Regions from separate parts of the Homo sapiens genome. Here region 2 is linked to region 1. Evidence: chromatin loops called from intact Hi-C (ENCODE). Cell type or tissue: sigmoid colon. All regions are shown on one strand.

Region 1 (8,000 bases):
TCCATGACACTCTGGCCTGAGTGATAGAGCAAGACCCTGTCTCTAAAAAAAATAAAAAATAAAAAGATAAAAAATTCTGCTCTCCTCAATTTAAAATTGACCTGCAGACTCACATGACTGTTCAGAGTCAATATCTCCTGACCCCTAAACACGTGTGCTGTAACCTAATGATTTGATTATATCTCCTTAGCATTTTCATGAATTTGTTTCCTATTTTAGGTTTTCCTACTCTATTTCAACACTGATATTACAAAGGATCCCCATCTTGATACTCCACCCTTGGAATAAATGGTGGAACACTTATGTATATATGGTGGTGGACTGTCTCTTCACTGATCCTGCAGACCAAGAATCAATTATAAAACAAATTATCAATTTGTAATAATCTTTCAGCAGCTAGAATAATCAGTTCATTTTAAAGCATCTGGGGTGATACTTTAATACAAAGCATACTGTATTCATTAATGGTTTATAAGCTAGCAGAGAGCCTGGCACATAGCAGATGCTCAAGAAATGGTTAGGAATAAATATTAACAAGCCAATCCATAATTATCAGCTGCTTGACTATAGCAATTAAGAGTTTGTGCAATATGAAAAAGTTACATTCACTGACTTCTAAAAATGTAGTTGAGACTAGGCAATTCTAATTCACTGCCCTGAATCTATGGATGTTTTTGTTTGTAACCAAGTACCAGGCTCTAACATATAAATGATTTATTGGAGGTAGAATTTTGAATTAACAGTTAGAAGAGCCTAGAAATAAACACAGGCACATATGGTTAACTGATATTTGACAAAGGTGCCAAGAATGTGCAATGGGAAAGAGATAGACTTTTCAAAAACTGAAATTGGGCAAACTGGATATCCACATGCAAAAGAATAAAACTGGACCCTTACCTTACACAATACACAAAAATGAACTTGAAACGAATTAAAGACTTAAATGTGAGTCCTGAAACCATAAAACTCCCAGAAAAAATAAGGAAAAGCCTTATTGACATTGACCTTGGCAATGATTTCTTTGATATGACAACTAAAAGCACAGAGAGCAAAAGCAAAAATTGACAAGTGGGATTACATCAAACTGAAAAGTTTCTGCACAGCAAAGCAAACAACAAAATGAGAAGATAACCTAGAGATTGGGAGAAAATATTTGCAAACCATATCCGATAAAGGGTTAATGCCCCAAATATATGAAGAACACATTAGCAAAAACCCAAATAACCCAATTAAAATAATGGGCAAAGGAACTGAATAGATGTTTCTCCACAGAAGAGGTACAGATGACCAACAGGTATATTAAAAGGTGCTCAATGTCACTAACCATCAGAGACATGCAAATCAAAATCACAGTGCGATATCCTCTCATACCAGTTAGAAGGTCTATTATAAAAAAGACGAAAAGAACAAATTTTGGTGACAGTGTGGAGAAAAGGGAACCTTTGTACACAGTTAGTGGAAATGTAGATTAATGCAGACCCTATGAAAAACAGTACAGAAATTCCTAAAAAGTAAAAAAAAAAAAAAAAAAAAAAAAAAATCGGGGTACCATACGATCCAGCAATCTCATTTCTGGGTATATATCGAAAGAAGTGAAATCAAGGTCTTGAAAAGATATCTGCCTTCCCATGTCCATCTCAGCATTATTTACAATAACCAAGACGTGGAAACAACCTAAATGTCTATCATTGGATCAAAGGATAAGGGAAACGTGGCCTATACATACAATGGAATATTATCCAACCTTAAAAGAAAGAGATACTGCCATTGGTGATGACATGGATGAATCTGGAGAATGTTATGCTAAGTGAAGTAAGTGAGACACAGGAGGATAAATACTGCACAGTCTCACTTATATGAGAAATCGAAAATAGGCAAACTCATAGAAGCAGAAAGGAGAATTATGGTTTCCAGGGCCTAGGGGAAGGGAGAAACAGAGAGGTAATGGTCAAAGGGTACAAATTTTCAGTTATGCAAGATGAGTGAGTTCTAGAGATATATTACTGTACAGAATAGTGCCTATAGTTAATAATACTATATGGTATATTTAAAAATTTGCTAAAAGGGTAGATCTTCTGTCAAGTGTTCTTATGACAATAAACAATAATAATAAAGAGGGTGGGAGGAAGCTTTTAGAGGTGATGGACATGTTTATGACATTGACTGTGGTAATGGTTACATGGGTATATACTTACCCATAAACTCAAGTTGTATACTTTAAATATGTACAGCTTTTTGTATGTCCATTATACCTCAAAAAGTGTTTTTTAAAAAATGTTGGCTGGGAGCGGTGGCTCACGCCTGTAATCCCAGAACTTTGGGAGGCCAAGATGGGCAGATCATGAGGTCAGGGGATCGAGACCATCCTGGCTAACATGGTGAAACCCCGTCTCTACTAAAAATACAAAAAAATTAGCCGGCCGTGGTGGCGGGTACCTGTAGTCCCAGCTAGTTGGGAGGCTGAGGCAAGAGAATGGCGTGAACCCAGGAGGTGGAGCTTGCAGTGAGCCGAGATCCCACCACTGCACTCCAGCCTGGGCGACAGAGCACAACAAAAAAGAAAAAGAAAAAAAATTGTCAGTAACAGGTCCGAGTGTAGTGGCTCAAGCCTATAATCACAGCACTTTGGGAGACCAAGGCGGAAGGATTGCTTGAGCCCAGGAGTTCAAGACCAGCCTAGGCAAAATAATGAGACCTCATCTCTTAAAAAAAAAAAAAAAAAAAAAAAAAGGCCGGTAACATGTGGAATGACTACACTTACATCATGTCATGGAAACCTAAATGATACATTACTTAGTGATATAGTTATCTATGTAAAATTAAAAATAAAAGCAAATAAATTATATACAAACAAAAATGAGCCAGAAGACTTGGATTCTAGTCATGTAGACTCTGCTGCATAGGAGGTAACTTTGGACAAGTCACTTCACATCTCTCAACACCAGTTTTCTTACTTATATAATTGAATTCATAATATAACCCTTTATGAGGATCACCTTGTGTGATGTGTATTAAAGCAATTAGCCGAAGCTTAGGTTAGCCCTATGCCTACCGCCCTTACCATCCTGCTTCCCTGGCAAACCAGTTGAAACTTATTTAAATATTTTTTACACTGTGACTGAAACTTCAAATGTCATATATTAAAAACAAAAACAACCTTTAAGATAGTAATCTAGGAGCTTCTGAAATGTATAAATAATGACATCAAACTTCATTTTGTTTTTAGTCCAGACAAACCTTCTGCATAAACACCTATTCCATGGCGTCTTTACGTATGGCCCCAATTTTTCTAAGTAATAGAAAACCAAAATGTATCCTTGGGTTTTGTAAATGGTAATGCACATTGTCTATGGTAGCAGAATCTGTACAAAGGAGGTCATCATTTCCTGGGAAGAGAAGATGAAGAAGTGAATTGAAGAATACAAAACAGAAGGAAAGAAAATGAAAAAGCACCCCATCATCAGATGTGAAGGTCCTAGGGAGTAGAACTCAAGAAATCTGTCAGCTTGAGCAAAACTCAGAACTTGGGGATGAAAAATATGAATGCTAAAACTACAAGTGTGCTGATAGCCTTTTTGCTGGATGGAAAAGAACAAATAATCAACCCACTACAAAGATCGAATCGTGCCGACAGCTCCAGAACGACAGCACTTACTTTGCAGTATGACATGTAGTTTCCATTCAGGGAAGCCCCAGTCAGAGGAGCAGTGTTCCAGTGGGTGGGTCTGACGTCAGGAAGGTGGATTCCATCCGACTTACAGCTGCACCAAAGGCCGACTTTGGCAGCAATTCCTGGGCTATAATTTTATAAACAGTCTTCTCTTCCCAGACTTCCAATGTGAATTTAGACCTCAGCACAGATTCTGTCTCACATCTTTATTCTGTGTCATCACATTCTAATCCGATGACAAACAGTTGGTCTGAGATTTCAGTATATTACTATATTAGTACAATTTATGTCCTGTGTGGAAGTTGATGAAGTGTAAAGACTATACTGCGGACTCGCCTGGATTCTAATCCAGCACCTAAACGGATAGTGTTGCTTTGGTGATCACAACAGCACTGTGTTATGAAATCAAATAGCTAGTTTGTGGTGCTGGCTCACTAGAAGGCACTGGCAGTGCTATTAATCACATTTTCCAAAAACTGGGCCAAAGCGCTGTGATTCTTCTTAAAATAATCATCACTATAATTTGGCATCGAGTCATGCCATGTTTTGCTTGATAAGGTTTACAGAAATATTATTTTTAAATGCATACTCTACGTTAAATAAGAAAGATATGTAGAATGCAGTGGATTCAGCTGAGTAGTCAGAAGATAACTACAGAGGTTACACGAGGCTGCCACTGCCCCATCAAGCAGACAGCGGCTTGATTCTCCCTGCTTAGAGAAAGAGGTAGTGCTAGATGGCAAACCAATTAGCCAAGTGCATTCTCATTCCAAGTTTCCTTCAGCTTATTTTTATTTTTTTTTTTTTAAGAAATTTCCACCACTTGAAAGTAGTGCAGTCTCCTGGCACATCCCAGAAGAAGTAGACCTTAAATAGATGAGCTCAAGAAGGATAGAAAGTAAATCAATTTCCATTTTCACAAGCCTGAGTCTGCTTATTTTCAGAGAGGACAAATCATGCAGAAAATAGTGCCAAATTACTCATGGTTTAATGACAATTTCGCAGAAAAGGCAACTGATCTCCACAGCTGTTATGCTCAGGACTATGTCTGGAGAGAGGTGGCTAGACCTGGATTGGGGTATCAGGGTGAGGACTTAATGCCTCAGGGACTAAAGCCTCACTCTGCTTCCTGGCTTGGCGTGGTGATGTAAACAAGATGCTCTACCTCGGGCAGCTGCCAAGTTGCTCTGCAGTACTCAATGGTATTTGTCATGTCTCCTTATGGCTGGCCTTTTTATCCTTGCTGAAACAAAAGAGATCAAACAATGTCATGTGGTATTACTTGAAGTAAATTCTTGGCCAACTCAACTATTTGCATGATAGTGTCTGGTTTATAACTTCTCTTTATTTTTGTTAGATCAACAGATATTTTTCAGGCCATGCTCCTTTTTGAAAGGGTGAGTATACGGGGAGGGATTATGTGCTAATTTTGCTGGACTATTTTAAAACTTTTAAAAGGAAGAGAAGTAGATGATTAGGCCTTTAGTCATGAGACATGACCTCAGTTTTCTCATAATGTTAAACAGGTAGATGTTGACTTATTGGGCTATTTCTTTCCTTGAACATTGCTCATTGTTGTTAGGGCTATGACATCAGCAGAGGCATGGGAACGTAGTACATTTTCTATAAGTGTGTATCAATTTCCCTATCTCATTGGGCTTGCTTTCATAAATATTTTTTAAAAATTTCTCCACCAGAGCACATCCAAAAGAAATACATGACCCGTATAGATAATTTTAAATTTTTTAGTAGCTACATCAAAAAAGTAAGAGCAGTGAAAGTAATTTTCATAACACATTTTATTTAACCCAATATATCTAAAATATCATTTCAACATAGAATATTACAAAAAATTGCTAATGATACATTTCACATTCATTTTTTCATACCATGTCTTAGAAATCCAGTCCATACAACATACCTCAATTTGAACTAGCCACATTTTAAGTGCTCAGTAGCCACGTGGGGCAGGTGGCCACTGTATTGGACAGCACAGATTGAGACTAAACATGATTACCCCAGCTGTTTTCAAAGTGTGTTTGCAATACCAGTGTAAGATTTTGCAGTATTCAGAAATAATCAAGGCTATAGAAGCCTTATATTATTTTATGTGAACACTTTCAGCGTGTCAAGGCACAAAATAAGTATGTATAAATTTGCTTGCCAGCAGGATTTCTTCTTAGTCACCTATTTAAACTACAAGGATGCCAGTAACCCATAGTGAAACCATAAATATTGGATTTATTATTCCTCCTTTCAATGGTATGACAGACATGTGTACTTAAATGGAGAGACAATTTACAATTGTGAAACATACTTTTTATTATTCCTGTCAAAATTATACTATTTTATTTTTTTTAACTAGAAAAGCCACATGATAAGTAAACTCTAGATTGAAATTCAGAAATATCACCCCTAAGATGAGAATACAGTTGACATACGGTTTGGGTGTCTGGGTCATGGTTTGATTCCACATATGGTGGTTCTTCCATGTAACAAACTGTGATCTCAGCTTGTACCACTCTAGTAAGAAGTCACTATTACTTTGATTTGATTAGCTAATCAGAATCTAAGGTTTAAGTTGAAAGGAAAAACAGGAAGATATATTTAATTCTATTATTTGTGAGATGAGAGGGCTGGACTACAATCAGGGGTTGACAAACTTTTCTGTAAAGAGCCAGGGAGTAAATATATTTTAGGTTTTGTGGGCCACACACTCTGATGCAAGATTCAGCTCTGTTGCTGCAGAGGGAAAGCAGCTACAGAACATATATAAATGCATAAGTGTGGCCAGATTTGGTCCAGTATTTGATCACCGGACGAGGTCAAGGACAATAGACGTGATCTATTTCTACTTCTCCCATCCTCCTAAGCAACGCTGGCTCACTGAATGCAGCATCCCCACTGAGTGTAAATGCAGGTCACAGTCCTTTACAACATAGTACTCCAGGCAACCACTACATGACATTTAGAATTGGCATGTTCATTGAAACTTAGTTTTTGTTATCCCTAGATGATTTATAGGACTGTATCTATTTGAGAAATTATCATTTTTACCATGGATATGCACTTTAATATTTGGAATAAAGAAAAGAGTACTATACACTATGTTTTAAATTTAATGGAGGTGAAAGGAATTTTTAGAAACTTGTGTTGTTTGAGAAAGAAGGCCTGCTACCTGCATTTGTCCTGGGATAGACTGTAAGCTATCTACTTACCTCAGGGTCAATCTGTTCTTGGCAGAAAGATGAAATCTGCTCATCACCATCCAGCCTTTAATCTGAAGAAGAGGAATAGTGATGCCATGGGATATGACATTGTTCAAGGGAGAGGTCTAGTCTCCTTACCAGCAGAGGTAACACCCATTTTGTAGGTCAATTGAAGGACCTTGCTTGAGATCCTGAGGCTCGATTTGAATGTATGGCTGTAGGAGGATAGTATTAGGCTTGGGGGCTTATGAGGAGTAAGAATAACAGACAAAGATATTCTAGAAGGCACTGGAGATAACCACCTTGTTATTAGAGAAAAAAAGGTTAACGTTGCTTCTGTTGATTTTTGGAGAATTCATAGGGTTTTTTTTTTCCTATTGAAAGTTGTAATTCTAAGGCCATAAGGTGGCTTATGCCTGTAATCCCAGCACTTTGGGAGGCCGAGGCGGGTGGATCACGAGGTCAGGAGATCGAGACCATCCTGGCTAACACAGTGAAACCCTGTCTCTACTAAAAATACAAAAAATTAGCTGGGTGTGGTGGCATGCGCCTGTAGTCCCAGCTACTTAGGAGGCTGAGGCAGGAGAAAGGCGTGAACCCAGCAGGCGGAGCTTGCAGTGAGCAGAGATTGCGCCACTGCACTCCATCCTGGGCGACAGAGTGAGACTCCATCTCAAACAAAAAAAAAAAAAAAAAGAAAATTATAGTTCTAAAACAGATTATTTATTAGCGCTTTTCTTTAAGGGCCATAGACTTCCTCTACTCATACTTTTATGCTCTGAGTCATGCCTGTGGCATAAATAATAAAGAACTGATTATTTTTCCATTACAACGAATGAGTAGGATGAGTTGGTTTAGGTATCCTATTCCATTCCAAGAATGGTTTCTTGGAATGTGGATCACTGAGAAGAAAACAACATTAACATCAGCAATGGCAAACTAACGTCATTGCAGAATCCTGGAATGTTAAAGCAGAATCATGGCAGTTAAGCCCAACATTTTACAGATGAAGAAATTGAGGTGAGAAGAAGTGAGACCTTGACTTGTTCAAGGACACTCAGCTAGTAATGACTGAGATTAGAACACAAATCTCACTCTGCATCCAGTACACTTTCTGTTTA
Region 2 (8,000 bases), 670 kb after region 1:
GTGGGTTAGCTTTCTTCTGGGGCCTTGCTTCCTGGCTTGCAGTTGGCTGTTTTCTCACTGTGTCCTTACAGGGTGCTTCCTCTGTGCTCCAGCATCCCTAGTGCCTCTTTTTATGTCTAAACTTCCTCTCCTATAAAGACACCGGTTAGATTGGGTTAGGGCCCACACGTATTACCTCATTTAACCTCAGTTACTTCTTTAAAGACCCTGTCTCCAAACACAGTCATATTCTGAGGTACTGGGATAGGACTTCAACACATGAATTTTGAGGAACACCATTCAGTCTATTGTCTAAAGCCTCAGCCAATTCCTGGAAAGTTTTGAGCCAAGCTGCATCAAATTTCAGACAAGATTTGAGTACCTTCCTCAACCCAAGCTTAGTTTCAGATTTTCATCATGTAGTTTGGTCCCCTTTGTGGCTTATTGTCTGTCCTGTATTGGAAACTTAGAGGTACTGGTTTGTCCTAGATATAGGGCACAAACCAGAGAAAACAACCCTTCATCTATTTGGGAGCTATCCAACTGCATGTGCTGCAAAAAGAAAAGTCAAAACTCCAGATATTTACTTGAATCTACTTATGGGAGCTCATTGCCCCATTTGCCCTATGACCAGCCAGACAATCACATATTTACATTTTTCTTTGTTCATATAACCAACAACAGGTGAAATTCCTACCAGTATAAAGGTACATAACTTAGTCAATGACACAGGCAAAATATTCTCATGACACGCCTTGTGGATGAGCTGGGGTAACAGATAATGTTCACCCACAGGCATGTGGGTGCTTTTTACCTCAAGACACTGCTTAATGACTGCAGTGTCTAAATTACCCTTCCAGAGAGAAGAGGTATTATGAATACATGCCCGCATGGCAGGGGTACCTCAAGATATTGTGGATTGTGAAAACTGCCATTTGTCGACTGCAAACATGAAGCAAGAGTGATGTACATCGTTGACAGAATGATCTTCTACCTAACAGGGTTCTGGCAACCTTGCTGCTAATTTCACTCTGTTTTCCTGTTCCCAGAACGAGAACTCTGATACTACATACTTTTGGGTTCTAAAAAGTACTTCAAACACACACCTGGATGCATGAACACACTCTCTCCTGGAATGATAACTCAGTATGCTTAGGTGTTGCTGAAGAAAACCCCACAGCCGTGCACAAAACCTTGCCCCTTAATCTCCAATTCCATGTAAGTTCTCGATACCAGCCAGTAAGCTTCGCATTTCTGGTCAGCTCCCTCTCCCACTTCCTGTGATGACTGTTAATGTTTCACATTTATCTCAAGCCTTTCCCTTTCCTTTACTCTTTGGGGTGACCAAATTTCTCAGCTTGTCCAGGACTGAAGGGGTTCCTGGGGGACAGGCCTTTAAGTGCTACAACCTGGTCACCCTCCTACTTCCTCACTCATCAAATGACATCTCTACCCATATCTCAAAAAAAAAAAAAGGCGTAAGTTTTTAAGTATGAACTGCTACCAAATTCTTCCTCCACTACCCCTGACCTGGACATACAACTCTACCCATTACCTGCCTTCGACCTTGAAGGCCAGGCTCTTCCCCTGCTGAGGAATAGCTCCGTTCCTCCATTCCCCACCTGGATGATGGATTTCTCCATTATTTAACACTCTTTCTTGTAATATCAGCATATCCTCTTCCTTCCCTTCATTATACAAATATGTTCAAGTCTTTCCCATCTTCAAAATTATATATCCTTGTTCCCCTTTATTACTGACGGCCTGTTCCTTTCTTTTCTTTCACCATAAACCACTTGAAAGAGATTGTGAATGATCTCATCTACTCCAATGACTCCTCCCAAATTTTTATCTCCAGCCCAGACTCCCTCCACTAAAACGCAGACCCATATTTTCATTGTCCTAATGAGCATCTCTATCTTGATAAATCAAAAGTATCTTAATCTCAAAATACCTAAAACAAGTTTAACATCCTCCTTTCTAATATGTTCCTTCTTCTAAGGTTATCTTTCCAGCAAATGGAACCACAATCTGCAGAATTTTCCAAACCAGAAACCATGCCATGGTTCTCAATATCTCATCCCCCTCCTCTGTGCTTCTATCACCTAATATCTTCTGGTAATCATCACGCTTACCTCCCATCCCCACCATCATCACAATAGTGTTTTCACTGGTTTCTTAGCTCCCTGGCTCTACTTCAAACTATTATTCATGAGACTGACACCTGTGAGGTCATGGACTGAGCTATTCCTATTACCTGGGAGTAGACAAAACCTTTTATCTAGCCCTCTGAACACCAAACTGGCCACAAGGATGGTTCCTTTGGGTTAGTGAGCAATATCTAATTTGTTCATTAAAATGACAGAATCGATGTCCCACTGGCTTTGTGGCTGAATCAGATAACAATGTAAGTTAACTGAAGGCAGCCCAGGATGATGACTGTATTTCTTCATAGAAATGCCATTTGTTGGTGGGCAGCATTGCACCTGTATGGAGACCCATGTCTCTATTTTTGCAGCGTTTTGCAATGTTAACCCCTGTAGTCTCTATTATCCGGGCCTCTGGGGCTTAATGATTGAGAGCAAGTAAAGCTGTTACAGAAGCCACTGGTCATTTCATGTCTTTGGCTGTTAGAATCTTCAACTCATGTCCTACAATGTCCCACATCTTCCTCTTTACTCGGGCTGCACTGGCAAACTTGTGACTTTCTAAATAAGTCACTTTCTTTTCCAATTCAGTACCCTTGCCTGGAACATTCTTCTCTTCCTTCTCCAGCATTCTCAAATGAGTATCTTCAGAAATGAATATGAAAGATTTTCATTTGAAAAAATATAATAAGAAATGCCACTCCTGGAACTGTCTCCTTTCAAAGCTATTCTTCGCCCTTCCTTGCTCTGCTCTAGATTGCAGGACTCCAGAATATGTATCCCTCCCTTATTCCTTCCATAGCTCCAGCTCCCACTGGACATGCCTTCCCCGGTTACATCTTCTACCAAGTAGTCCCAACCCCTGGAGTCTGGTGACTCACCTGCGCCCTCTGTCCCTCCAGTCTAGGAGTGGTTAGAGTTTCCTGCTATTTCCTGCCTCAAGGTTGCCTTGCTGCCAGCTGGTGGGCTTTGCAGCCTCTCCTATACCCTGTGTAACCAATTTCCTGCATTCGATTCCTTCCCTTGTATACACTCAGAGTGGTTTCTGTTTACTTGTTTAAACTCTGATTTAAAAACATACCCTGATCTCTACTCCCCCTCACCTTAGCCCACGACAAAGACTTTTGGGGGCTCCCTTCTTCCATTTTCTTGGTTTAACTTTTGTATTCGCACAGCACCTGTGTATACTGCTATGGATTTGGATTGTGGGGTGTTTATCAGCTCTACCCTAAGATGAGCTCTTGAGGACACAGACAACGTCCTGTTAATTTCAGTATCTACAGTGTCCTGCTGACTGCTTAAGATTCTAAAGCCCACATACAGAGAATTTTTTCAGTCTTACAAAGCATTTGATGGAATATGCTAGAAATGTTCAAGGATTTAAGACAAGATCCAGCCTAGCATAACACAAAATTTAAATAAAAACTAGTAAATCTGTGGATTTTTACAAGCTGGGGAGGGATGGAGTTCTGCCTTAGAAGCTGGGCTTCTCTCTTTGGAATATGGCATGTTATTTTTCAGTCTGTTAGATCACAATCTAGTCATTGGTGGAAAAGTCACCTTTTATTTCAGTGAAGCAACTTAATCAATAAAGGTATTAATTACCTTCAGCAAATACTTTGGAACAATAAGGCACTGTCACTTTCCTTCTGGTGGCCAGAGAAGAGCAAAGGAAAGTATCTCAGAATTCTGAGATGCTTAGAACTTTGAGGACAGAGTAATATTCCCTTATGAGTCAGAAAAAAATCTAGAACTCACATCTAGAACTCTCTATGAGTTCAGAAAAAATCTAGAACCCTCTGAGATTTTATTTTAGTCAATATAATTTAAAACAATGCTTTACCATATTCTGCAACACAAAATGATTTATAAAAAAGAAATATATTATTATTATTTAGAGATTAGGAGAAAGATCCATGGAGAATGAATTGCATATGTTCTAGCAATTCATTTAGGATAACTAATCAGAGTGCCTGCAAGTCTGGTCAGTGAGCTAACCACCTCCGCCCCCCAAACCTTTCCACTAATGGACTCTTTTCAACTAGGACATAGGTGTGATACAACTGTATTTTTCTTTTTCTTTTTTTGAGACGGAGTCTTGCTCTGTCGCCCAGGCTGGAGTGCAGTGGCGCCATCTCGGCTCACTGCAAGCTCCGTCTCCCGGGTTCATGCCATTCTCCTGCCTCAGCCTCCCACAACAGTATTTTTCTATCTATATGCTGTATTACTATGGACACCTTGAATGCTGTGTACCATAAAATCCTTAACTTTTAAACTTCAGCGTAAAGTAATGGAAACATCTTTGCATATGGCAATATTGTAACACAAGGAAACCAGAAAACAGGCTTCTAATTGTCTCCTTAAGATTGTAGAGGGCTATGCAAAACGAATTCATTTCTCCTTAATCGTAACAGTATATTCATATTATAAAATTTGTCTCGAGCTGACTTCCTGCTCTGGTGCGAATCATGGTGGTGGCTGACTTGGCAAGGTATGGCCCATGCGTTGTGTGAAATAGTGCAGGTGTCAGTTGCAACAGAGTCACCATTGTCCTCCTGTAATGAAGTCAGTTTAAACAGCTAAGTGTCTGAAAGTGAATCCCAGTGTCTGGTGTCCAGAAGGTCAATTATCGCAGGGTGTTAGACCATTGGGATTGCATTACTACTAACCAGGGTGCTTTAGTTTTTGTTTTTAATAATGCAATGCTAGTCTGTACTAATAAAGAGAACATATTACAGCAAATATTGAATCAGACATTGTGATACCATGACAGATCTAAATTGCCACAGTTTATACAGAGTCCACAAAACAACACTGACCATGAATTATACAAAGCATTTTATATACAATTTCCATCAAATTCCAGACTTTTGTTTTAGAGGAATTTTACTTGAAACAAGTGGATATGTCCTAAATTTTTTTTTCTATTTAATACATATATTCTACCTCTTGTAATAATTGCTACAGACAACTCCCAATTTTTTTGTGGTGAGGGGAATTAATATTGAACTACCACATGCTTTAATTTTTTCCAGATAACTTCCAGAAAATATATTTTACCTCATATAAGATTTTATAGGCATTTACTTGGATTTTCACATTTGTGTTTGTTATTCTTCAAAGATATTTCCTCCTAATATGAAAATTTTATTATTTTTGAAATTCTTCATGTGACAATGAAACAGGCATTTTCTAACACACAGAGCTAATACCACCTTGATGGGAAAATTATATTAAAATGGTATATTGTTATGTATACAAATGCCTATTAAACTAAAGTGTTGTATATTTTGCTGAATTTTACAAAATAATTCATCACTCCTTTTAAAGTCCTACTTTTTCCTTTAATGAATTTTGTTTCATTTATGGCAAACCTAATTATTTAAAACTAACAAACATGCATTGAAATATTATGGAAGTGGTGTTTGAATTATATATTTCAAAAGATTTTTAGAATATTTTCTTTATTTTAATCTAGGGGTGAATAAATATATTTCTTTGTTGCAAAATTGGAGAAACTACAGCACTTAGCATTTCTGGGCATTAACTCTTATTGCCTAGGCACCAAAAGTTGGTTTAAAAATGCTAAAATTATTTAAGGTTTTAAACTTTCTTTATAGAGTTCTAAAAGGACAGTAAATAGATATATATATATATATATATATATATATATATATATATATATATATATATATCTTTTTCCTTGCCAGGCATATTTAGATAAATCCAGCTGATTTAAAAATTAACTTTTTAGAACTTAACTTGATAGTTACAAATGTTTTAATTTTTGGAAGCCATTACATGTTCATTTTCCTTTCAGCGTTAATTATCCATAATGATCTCCACTTATCATATACTCTGGAGAAAACTATATTTGTTTACATTTTCCAGTGCTTTTTAAAATAAAAATAGTTTTCACTATTAACAATAATGAGAAGGCTTTTCAATTATTAAAATCTTGGCATTTTTGAAGATTTGTCTCAGGCTATTTTAAATAGAAAGTTCTAATGTGAATAAAACTGTTACATAAATTCCCCAAATAATAGCTTAATTACTTATAAACTCTGGAAACAATTAGTTCATCATCCTTTGAAGTGAATAAGGCAACTTGCCAGGCTGCGAGCAAAAACGCTTGTCACTTTTTCATGTAATGAGCTTAGTTTCTTTTTGTTATTTTAGATTATTTTGAAAAGGAAACTCGGAGGAATACACTTTAATGTTCAAAAGATTAAAAGTTGAATCACTCACTTCATAAATAGCCTCTGCAACAACACTTAATAAAGTACCGAAAGAAATATTGAAGGCTCTGAAGGTTATAATTTATGTTCTTATGGAAATCATTGGAACAGATAATCTGGTTCAAAGATAAAGTTGTGCTTGAATGACACCAATATTGTAAAAGATTGACGAGGATTGTCCTCTCTTTCAGCCTCATAATACCATCCTTCACACAAACCACCAAATTACAGGAGCAGCCCCTTCTCTTCCCGCTCGCAGCTGCTCTTCACTTTCTCGCCTTACCTTCCTCCCCCATCTGCTACTTCTTGCTGTCTCTAGGTCTCCATCTCCCCACACGCACCTCCTTCTCCCTCGCCCCACGCGTCTGGCTCTCCCATCTCCCCTGAACCCCTCTTTTTCATCGCAGTTCTTCACTGTCAGGTGTTTCCCCCCGACTCTGGCCAAACAGATCAAAGGAAGTTCTGCATGTAAGTGGTTATTGTGAGACTGAAACACTGTATGTCTGAATATTATCCAAAAAATGAGGAAGAAAATAAGAAGATCGGAAGAGGATGCTGACTGACTTCGTCTTGGCAGGTTCCGGATCTGCCTGAGTGGTCGCAGAGTGCAGGTGGGGAGAGCAGTTCTGGGAGGCCGCCCCCTTAAAGGCCAGCCGGTGACTATGATTGCAGCCAGGGCGTCAGGTGGAACCTACACCTGAGGCCGCCAGCTCTCTTCCGACCTTGGCGGTCAACGAGCAAGGTCATCTTTAACTCCATCACCTGGCCAGGGGGGTGTTTACCTGGCTCCCAGAGAGAGAAACCGAGGGCCAAGAGAGGCGGGCATGTCCCAAGGTGCCAGGAGGGCTCCCCTTGGGGTCCATCCGGCTGGGGAGGACCCATGCCAGATCCGGGACAGTAAACTTTTGGACCATTGTGCATATTTCAAAATGATATTAACATACTTCCTATACTGCTCCCCTACTGGAAGTCATAATTACAACTCACCCTTCTCTTTGTCCACCAGAATCGCTTTGAGCAGTCCCAGCAAGTCAACCTACTTTGGGCATGCGTTTTGCATTTTGCAGTGCCCCCATCCCTCCCCAGACCTATATGTCAAGGAATAGGGAGCTGAGACATGACACGTTAATGTTTTTAACAGGGGATGCTCTCTGCTCCCACAGAAAAGGAGGGAGACCCTGAGGAGAGGGCGGCCGAGAGGGAGAGGGAAGGAATCACGGCGCCACTCCTGCGGAAATTCATATTCCGTGTATGTTCCTCCGTCACCTGAAATAAATCCTGCCGGCCTACCCACACAGACCCAGCAGCACTTATTTATTTGCATGTCATGCTTATAATATGGTAGAAAGCAAGACGGATCTTCGAGGAGGGGAGGGGATGAGGCTCACCCTTCAGGCTCACTCTCTTAAATAAAAAAGAATTGACCGGCTGGGCGCATAAGAATTTATCTTGAGTTTGTGGTCATTATCTCTATTATATAGCCCCGGCAATAAATAAATCGGGTAGTTACTACCCAACAATAAAACTGTAGTGTATGGGACACCTTACTATTACTTTCTTAATAATCTGCCGTTTCTTTCACTTTAAATCTTCCCAGTCATGTCTTCACACTCGTCTACAAGGATCTATCTTCACC

The links. A loop is a pair of places that touch in the nucleus more often than their neighbours do. Peaks named below come from ENCODE experiments on the same cell type or tissue, not always from the same donor. Only the 100,000 strongest peaks of a DNase experiment are listed, where the experiment ranks them.
Region 2: it touches region 1 in a loop (9-fold over the local background); 2 of 110 quality-filtered maps call a loop at or near these places.

The regions. Positions count from the first base shown.
Region 1 is chr2:67,256,863-67,264,862 of GRCh38, reverse strand. The region is part of intron 1 of LINC01828 (long intergenic non-protein coding RNA 1828); the gene reads right to left. Among named protein-coding and RNA genes, the nearest start is that of LINC01829, 46 kb to the right of the region's middle. In sigmoid colon, no CTCF peak of the experiment used is centred here; DNase peaks (open chromatin) are centred at 3,742, 4,082, 4,342 and 4,812; H3K27ac peaks cover 1,129 bases.
Region 2 is chr2:66,582,439-66,590,438 of GRCh38, reverse strand. The region is part of intron 1 of LINC01798 (long intergenic non-protein coding RNA 1798); the gene reads right to left. Among named protein-coding and RNA genes, the nearest start is that of LINC01798, 12 kb to the right of the region's middle. In sigmoid colon, no CTCF peak of the experiment used is centred here; DNase peaks (open chromatin) are centred at 3,018, 4,628, 7,118, 7,658 and 1 weaker place; H3K4me3 peaks cover 2,118 bases; H3K27ac peaks cover 224 bases.